Regions from separate parts of the Homo sapiens genome. Here regions 1 and 2 are each linked to region 3. A link is a contact called in ENCODE Hi-C or POLR2A ChIA-PET data. All regions are on one chromosome and are shown on one strand. Each heading gives the region's core, a stretch centred on a gene start or an enhancer-like site at or near the end of the contact. The rest is flanking DNA. Distances are from core to core; before and after follow the strand shown. Region 1 has its middle 74 kb from the start of NAP1L1. Region 2 overlaps LOC105369844 (a long non-coding RNA gene). Region 3 has its middle 97 kb from the start of PHLDA1-AS1.

Evidence for each region. Hi-C counts contacts between places; a loop is a spot of excess contacts on that map. ChIA-PET counts read pairs that join two places held with the same protein, here RNA polymerase II (POLR2A). Pooled maps may share reads with other maps.
Region 1: a loop to region 3 is called in a map of CD14-positive monocyte, with 7 times the contacts of the local background. The contact joins two enhancer-like sites. A Hi-C loop is called at or near these places in 1 of 168 maps with a recorded cell type or tissue (CD14-positive monocyte), 20 of 37 single-sample maps with no recorded cell type and 12 of 50 pooled maps. POLR2A ChIA-PET finds 5 or more read pairs at or near these places in 1 of 52 experiments (activated CD4-positive, alpha-beta T cell).
Region 2: a loop to region 3 is called in a pooled map, with 3 times the contacts of the local background. The contact joins two enhancer-like sites. A Hi-C loop is called at or near these places in 2 of 168 maps with a recorded cell type or tissue (Calu3 and chondrocyte), 1 of 37 single-sample maps with no recorded cell type and 6 of 50 pooled maps. POLR2A ChIA-PET finds 5 or more read pairs at or near these places in 3 of 52 experiments (HepG2, T-cell and WTC11).

The regions. Positions count from the first base shown.
Region 1 is chr12:76,157,487-76,160,186 of GRCh38, reverse strand. No RefSeq gene overlaps it. Among named protein-coding and RNA genes, the nearest start is that of NAP1L1, 74 kb to the right of the region's middle. Within about 2 kb of position 1,311, at least 10 of the 41 ENCODE cell types and tissues checked have a DNase peak (open chromatin) inside an H3K27ac peak, as active enhancers do.
Region 2 is chr12:75,758,675-75,761,399 of GRCh38, reverse strand. All of the region lies in intron 1 of LOC105369844 (a long non-coding RNA gene), which reads left to right. Among named protein-coding and RNA genes, the nearest start is that of KRR1, 250 kb to the right of the region's middle. Within about 2 kb of position 1,344, at least 6 of the 41 ENCODE cell types and tissues checked have a DNase peak (open chromatin) inside an H3K27ac peak, as active enhancers do.
Region 3 is chr12:75,932,612-75,935,311 of GRCh38, reverse strand. No RefSeq gene overlaps it. Among named protein-coding and RNA genes, the nearest start is that of PHLDA1-AS1, 97 kb to the left of the region's middle. Within about 2 kb of position 1,416, at least 5 of the 41 ENCODE cell types and tissues checked have a DNase peak (open chromatin) inside an H3K27ac peak, as active enhancers do.

The sequences.
Region 1 (2,700 bases), core at 62-2,561, 220 kb before region 3:
CTTTGAATAGAACTGTCTATGCTCATCACATGCTTCCTTCTTGGAAGCACAGATTTCATTCAAGCTCTCTACATGTCTTCTAAGATTGCTTGGCAGACAGTTTAGGGATAACTTTATTTGAATTTATATGCCTTTGGAAAATTATAGGAAATAGATATTAAGCTCCAAGGAAGTAGCATAGGAAATCATAAGAGGCTTCCTGAGGGAGGTGACATTTAATCTGAGTGTCAAAGGGTGAACAGCAATTTGTGAAGTGTAGTAGGAGGAGGGGGATGAAGGATGGAAGGATCGTTGTAGACCAAGGAGACAGCACATGCAAGACATGAAAGAGAATGACGTGTTTGTGGACCAGAAAAGAATTTGGTATCATTTAGGAAGAATGGAGGGACAGGAGACGGGAAAGGAGTTAAAGCTCCAATGTTTGTAACTTTGTCCCATGCTATACACTGTGTTTGTAGATACAATATAACAGATGCCAAACATTGTTCATTGCATCAGACCATAAAAATGTATAATACAGTCTTAAAGTTTTAAATGGCCTTTTTAAAATATGCTTTACAGCAACAGCTTAATTAAAAAGATAATGGTGCCTATGTTACATACTGGAAGTCGGGAAGTAATCAACTTGAAATAAACCAGTCTTTGTAGAATTATCTCAAATTTTAAATTATTTCAGTATATCAAAATCCAAGCATGGATATAACATGTGTTATGCCAACTGCAGAGGACTCTCAAAACCTCTTCCCTTAAAATTATAGAATAGCTTGGTGCCAACATTAGCATCCCCACTGCGATGAATTTACAAGGAGATGAAGTTACATTTGGGGATATCGATATTATAAGGACACCTATCAATCTGATGAATAGCTACAGACAATGTCTGTAGCCTGTCATAGAACAGCCCTCTGGTTTGCCAAAGAACCACTTAAAATGCATAAATGCATTCTTTGTGCTAATGGAACAGATCTCTTTCGTGGTTTCAAAGGAGAAGAGAGAAGAAACAGAGAGTGGATGGTTCTTGTTTCACTTACGGCTTCCAAACCAAGACTACCAAATGAGAAAGACAGCTTGCTCTCTGAGCAGCACCAAGCCAGAAAGGAAGGTTCAGACCACTACCCACTCTCCCTTCTCACTTCTAAATTACACCATGAAAGTGGAGACAATGAGGTGTGCATTCCAACGCACAGGCCTGTGGTTGGCTCTGGGTATGAATTCAGCAGTGTAGACTGCGGCTGTGTTCAGTGGGTCACCACACTCCCATAACTGACCACTAGTAGGCGTGAAAACTGAGGCAACCCAAGATCCTGTGGTGGAACAGTTAGTTGCTGCTTTCAGATTCAGTTTCTGGCTAGAATGTCACAGCATGAATCACCTTGGAGCAGATTCCTGATGGCACGAGAGCTATAAATTGAATGGTACGACACTTCGTGGCTTTCACTGGCTCTGACATTAGCAGAAACAGCTGAGTAATCAGACAAAAGGCAGTGGAAGAGGAAAACGGAAGAGAATTAATATTGAGCAGCTTCCCTCTTCTGGGCATAAACTAAGAGTCTTCACATGCGTTATGGAGACAGCGTGGTTCTTACAATTTTGCATCTACCTCTTGCTAGCTATGTACACTTGGACAAGCTCCTTAACCTCTGTGAACCACAGTTTCCTCATATCTACCTCCTGAGGTTGTGTTGGGAGAAAAAGAGAATCCATGTTTACATGACACATATATATGGTATATATTACATAGAGTATGTATACACAACATAGTATATATAATATATACACATTATATATATATACACATACTATATATGATATATATAGTACACAACCTAAAACCTATATATAAATATACACACACACACACACATCATGTTGGTTTCTCCATAATTGTGTGAGCCAATTCATTAAAATAAATCTCTCTCTAGTATATAATACATGTATTTAATGAACAAGTTCCTTAACTATATATAGAATATATTTTTATTAGGTTCCTCATATTTTATATATATAGAGAGAGAGAAAGAGAGAGAGAGAGAGAAAGAGATGGAGAGAGATCTATTTTAAGAAATTGGCTCACACAATTGTGGAGGCTAGAAAATCCAAAATCTGCAGGGTAGGCTGACAGGCTGGAGACCTAGGAAAGAGTTGTTGCAGTTGCGAGTCCGAATGCAGTCTAGCAGCAGATTCCCTTCTTCCTCGAGAGACCGCAGTCTTTTTCTACTAAGGCCTTTCCACTGATTGGATGAGGCCCACTGACATAATAGAGGGAATGGAGGGGGAATCTGCTTTACTCAAAGTTTGCTGATTTTGTGTGTGTGTGTGTGTGTGTGTGGTGGAGTCTCGCTCTGTCACCCAGGCTGGAGTGCAGTGATGTGATCTTGGCTCACTGCAGCCTCCGCCTCTCAGGTTCAAGCAATCTCCCACCTCAGCCTCCCAAGTAGCTGAGGCTAAGGGAGCCCACCAGTCTGGCTAATTTTTTAATTTTTTGTAGAGATGGGATCTCACTTTGTTGCCCAGACTTGTCTCGAATTCCTGGCCTCAACCAATTCTCTCACTTCGGCCTCCTTAAGTGCTGGGATTACAAACATGAGCCACTGTGCCTGGCCTAGATTCAGTATAATTTTAAAACCCACTGGGATTTGATGCATAGAGCACTTTAATCCAAAGAGTGAAAGTTGTTGGTTCTTACTACCTTTAGCTATA
Region 2 (2,725 bases), core at 95-2,594, 170 kb after region 3:
AGGCTCAGAGAGATGTCCAGTAGGCAAGGTGAACTTTCAAGGTGTTCTTTCTTTGTCATTTGCTTATAAGGAGAAAATTTGAATTTCCTAAGCTGTTTACTATCTCCTGCAGCTTTTTCCAATAATTGTTTCATATGACCCAAAGGTAATGTTTCCGTCAGTGTTCTTAGCACAGACATAAAGGTACTCAACTGTCACGTTAATGACTTTATGTACTGCTACGTTAAATGGAAAATGTACCACTTGGATGAAACCAAAGACACCTGAAAATGGGGTTTAGAAAATTACACTGTTACTATGGCAATATCATCTCCTTGGCGGTTGAAGAAAATCATTTAATATAGGTATAAAACCCTAGTAAATATTGGACAGCTTTATGGAAATGTAATAAACTGTAGTCATATATCAAAAAGCACTAAAACTCATTTTGCATTTGTGGCACACAGCAAAATTATAATACAGATGAGGACTAAATGACCTATAAATGTTAAACACATAGTTAAGCATAGAATATGTCACCCAGAGTCTTCGCGGTTTTTCTGTGCAAAATGTTCAAGTCAGATCCAATTGTGTGGAGAAACACCTGCCTTTTTCTAAGCCTATGTATATTTTGGCCCCTTTCTGGGGCAGAAAGGCAGAACAGAAACCATATCCATTTGCTTGCAGTTAATCAGGTAAGATATCATGTGAAATGAGCAAGCCTCTGTCCTCGGATATGAATTTAACAAGGTAAATGCTGATAACATTGTTACCCTAGTCCTGTTACTGCTCAGTCTGATCCAAAATATAATTGCATTTTATGTTGTATGACACATAGTCTAGTTTGTGAGGAAACCATTGATTTTACTTGAAAGACATAGCTGTTGTTTTGTATTTTTTCAGACGGCGCTGTAAGAAGCTGAGCTTAAAGGTGCTTTGAATAACAGTCCTGGGATATAAAAGCTTTTACATTTGTAGGGAGCATTTTATCCTGCAAAGAAACAGATTTCTCCCCAGCAGATGGTCCAGATTTCCTGCAGAAAAAAAAAAAAAAAAAAAAATGAAAGGGACAGGGTCTTTCTAGGACACAAAGAGGAGGCATTTCCAGCTAAGACATTGAAGGTGAATGTGCATATTTTTACCATGTAATTCAGGCAGCTACTCTGTGATAATCAAGGTGGGGTATACTGCTTACTCACAAGATGGCCAAAGTGAAACAGTCAGTCAATTATCATATTCTCAAAATGCAAAACAACAGAATTGACTGATGGTTTTCATTGAGTCAGCTAGTGAGCTAAAGCAAAGTCATCAAGCTAGGGCAAACCAAAGGCACTATTTTTACTTTTTATGATTCATACTCCTAGTATCCCACATGTGACTTTGAAGGTTTCCATGGTCTTTTTCTTTGATTCCTATGCTTGAGAAGTTCTCAAAGACTCTGGCTCCAAATTCTTAAGGCAGCTTTTGCACTCTCTTTCAGCACTGGTTGCTCCGCTTTCCAGCTCTACAGGGACATGACTCAATGCATATTCCTAACCTCTTTTTAGGACTCTGTTGAATCCTATACTTGCTTAAAGGAATCTATTGCATGGAAGAATTAAGAGCAGTGTTTCTTGAAGAACATTCTTAGGTAAAATTGTTGGCTTGGCAGGGGACAAAAAAGACAAAGAACTGCAATATAATTAATGTAAAATGATTGGTTGTTGTACTTTCTATTAGAATATTACATTTGAAGTGAGAAGTGGTGAAGGGATGATGCCGTACAAGTAGATAATGATAATGAGAACACTGATGGAATACTTTTTAAATGCTAGGCATGAAGAGTTTTACATGGATCATCTCATTTGATCAGTAAAAGTTTTAAGGCGGGTATTAGTTTATATTTTTCAGAAGAGGAACTAAGTTAAAAAAAATAACTTGCTTAAGGTCATGTAACAATTAAGCGGTAGTACCAGGACTCAAACTCATGTCTACTTGAATCTAAGTCCAAGCTTTAAACCACTACACTACGCTAAGGTAAAACTAATCTAGCTGTAGCTCTGTGCAATATACCAATCCCTCTAATGGAAACAAAGGGAACTATAATTAACCCCCATCATAGAATTAAAACTTAGAGCATCTTTGCGCCACTAAATCCCTGAAAGGCCATGCACATTAGGGCTGTCCTTGGGGAACAAGAGAGCTGATGCAGAGCTACATGAAAGATGTCAGAAAATTGATGGTCAGCCCAGCTCAATACTAAGTTAGAAAAGTGAAAGTGAACAGTGAGCTGGGAAATAAGACCATTGATCAGAGGTTGGAAAGAAGGTATAAATCAAGACATGGCTAATGTGAATATAGAAAGTTTGATTCTGACTGGATGTTGCAAAATCAGAAATCTGGCTGATGTCCAATCCCATTGGGACAGGATCAGCAATACCTTAAAGAACCTTGATAGAAAGAAAGTGAGAGAGAGAAAGAGAAATTAATTTGCATATGATGTATTCTTATCATTTAAAAATTCGAACATTCAGGGACATTTTTTCAAAAGAAAATTTATCATAGTTTCAACTTTGTAAAGAAAATCACAGTTGTAACATTTTGATATATTTCCTTCTAGACTTTTTCTCCTCTAGGTAAAAGATTTGCATACTTCTACACAAATGTACCAAACTATATATGCAGTTTAGTGTCCAACTTATTTCTTTTAATATAATGTCTTCTACATTATTATAATTTTATAAGAATTATTTTATCTATGTAATAG
Region 3 (2,700 bases), core at 167-2,666:
CTCCTCCTCCCAGGTTCAAGCAATACTCCTGCCTCAGCCCCCCGGTAGCTGGGATTACAGGCATGCACCACCATGCCTCGCTAATTTTTGTATTTTTAGTAGAGATGGGGTTTCACTATGTTGGCCAGACTGGGGTCGAACTTCTGACCTCAGGCGATCCACCTGCCTTGGCCTCCCAAAGTGCTGGGATTACAGGCATGAGCCACCATGCCTGGCCAATCTATGTTATTTTTAAAAGAAGAAGAGAAATAGATCAAGGAAGAGGAGAAAGACCTGGTTCCATAGATCTGACTCTGCAGTTTGTGTGCTGTGTAATAGAGAAAAGTTAGTGTCAATTTGGACATGGGCCAAATGACCTTTTGAGTCTCTTGTAGCACAAATGACCTGGAATCCTGTTTTCTTTATGATTATGAAGCTGGGCATAGGTATTCTGATGGGCACAGCCAAGATATTTAAGCCAACATTTGCTGAGAAACAGTGAAACTCATTTTCAGACATTTTTCCCCCATGACTGAGAAGTGTTAGGTTTTTGTCCAGCAGCAGTAGCTGTTGATTGCTGTTTTCCTGAGAGAGGGAGGCTTTTTTTTTTTTTTTTTTTTTTTAACATTCTGACACCTTTTTTTTCCCCTCCGTATCAGTACTGCTCACTAACCACATCATATGGTGATAAGAACTGAAATTACTCATTGACATTATCGTGGGGCTATTTCGAAAACATTATCTCATTTCATTTCCTAGAATATCATCAAGTCTCCACAATACCAGTTCCTTAAAGGAGAATGTTTTTGTTCCAACTGAAACCAAAATATTTTAGTGAATTTTGTCTTCAGTATTACTTCCTTCCTATTCTAATACTGTGGTCAAAAGTATAACTTTTGGCAAACTCTTTGCCATAGCGGAATCTGACTTAGTTTGCTGAATTTGAAGTTAGCTGTTTTCAGTAATTTCTTTTCTTTTTTTTTTTTTTTTTTTTTTTTTTTGAGATGGAGTCTTGCTCAGCCCCCCAGGCTGGAGTGCAGTGGTGTGATCTCGGCTCACTGCAGCTACCATCTCCTGGGTTCAAGTGATTCTCCTGTCTCAGCCTCCTGAGTAGCTGGGATTACAGGCACCCATCATCATGCTCGGCTAATTTTTGTATTTTAATAGAGATGGGGTTACTCCATGTTGGCCAAGCTGGTCTTGCACTCCTGACCTCAGGTGATCTGCCCCCCTCGGCCTCCCAAAATGCTGGGATTACAGGCTTGAGCCACCGCATGCAGCCTGTTTTCAGTGATTTGTCTTTACTCTTTATGTAGATTATCTGCATTGCAGATTACTTATTGTAATTTTCAAATCCTGGGCTGAATTTCTTTCATCATTTCCTGTGGATTTGTCATCTCTTTCCTCATCCTCACCCTCTATTCAGGCACCATGTAACCAGGCAGTTAGACAAAGCATTGTTTCATAGCTGAATCCATCACATATTTTTTTTATATATATTCCCAAAGGTATACAAATAGTTTTCATATTGTTTGAGAGTTTGATTTGTTTCCACTAACATAGAAAAATAGTTGTTTAATAATTAGACACTCCTTTTGTTTGATCTTGACTCCTTTTTCATGAGACCAGATGAAGTATTCATTAATGTTCCTATGAAATAATTATTTTGAAAACTTTTAACCAGTTCCAGTTTTTTTTTTTTTCACTTTTCTGATGTATTGATCATTCATGCATTCACTGACCATTTACACCATTTTTATATTGCTCTCTAAACTGCTATATTCAAAGCTAATTGTAGGCAACATCCTTAAATACAGTTAAAGCAATAATAGTTCAGGGGGACGAGTGTTAGCAGCATTTTAGGATATTCAGAGAAAGAGGTACAGTAAGACATCTTAGAGCTTCTGGGAGGCCAAGGGGCTTGCTGGCTAATGTTTCAACCATCAGAACTTGTTTGAGCAACAGTCTTGGCCCTACTACATGAGTCATAAACACCAGGATAGGCGATGCCTTCAGCCAGATGCAATGGAAAAGAGTTTGTTAACATGGAAAATATGGGATGGCTATACCACATACGTCAGTAGGACTCCCAGAACTGAGTCTTTTAGACCCGTTAATTACTTTTTGAGTGAATTAATGTATATGAGCAAACACATTTAGGGTGTTGCTAGCCTTATTAGCCAATAAGCACAATTCCTTGCCAGACAGTTTAAGACTGAGACCAGCTAGTTAATGAATTTACTGAAAGGCTCATTTATAAGGCTGCTTCACAGAGAATTTAGCAATAAACAATTCTGCCAACTCTTGATCTTTCAGCTATAGCCTTTCTTCCTGTATTTCTTTGGAATAACACATAATTAACATACAGCGATCAAGTTTTTGCTTGTCATTTAATATAGCACATTTTTTCTTTTGTTTTTTAGTATCTTTGCATATCAAGCAATGCTTTTAAAACTTATGCAAGCGTTGTATTTTGGACTCTATTTCTTTATAATTTTTTGTATCATCCTGCTGGGTAGATAGTGTGGGAAGAAATGCAGAGATTTTTATTGAATACTGCCTTGTTTTTAGGTGGTGTTTAATATTTAGATATGTTGGGTCTGCTAATTTAGGAGGAAAAAGTATTCTTTGGATTTTTCTTTTGCATAGCTTATTTTAGTTGCCAATCTTTTCTGGGTCTGAAGGGTCAAAAATGGCTGATAAAAATAGGTAAATAGCAAT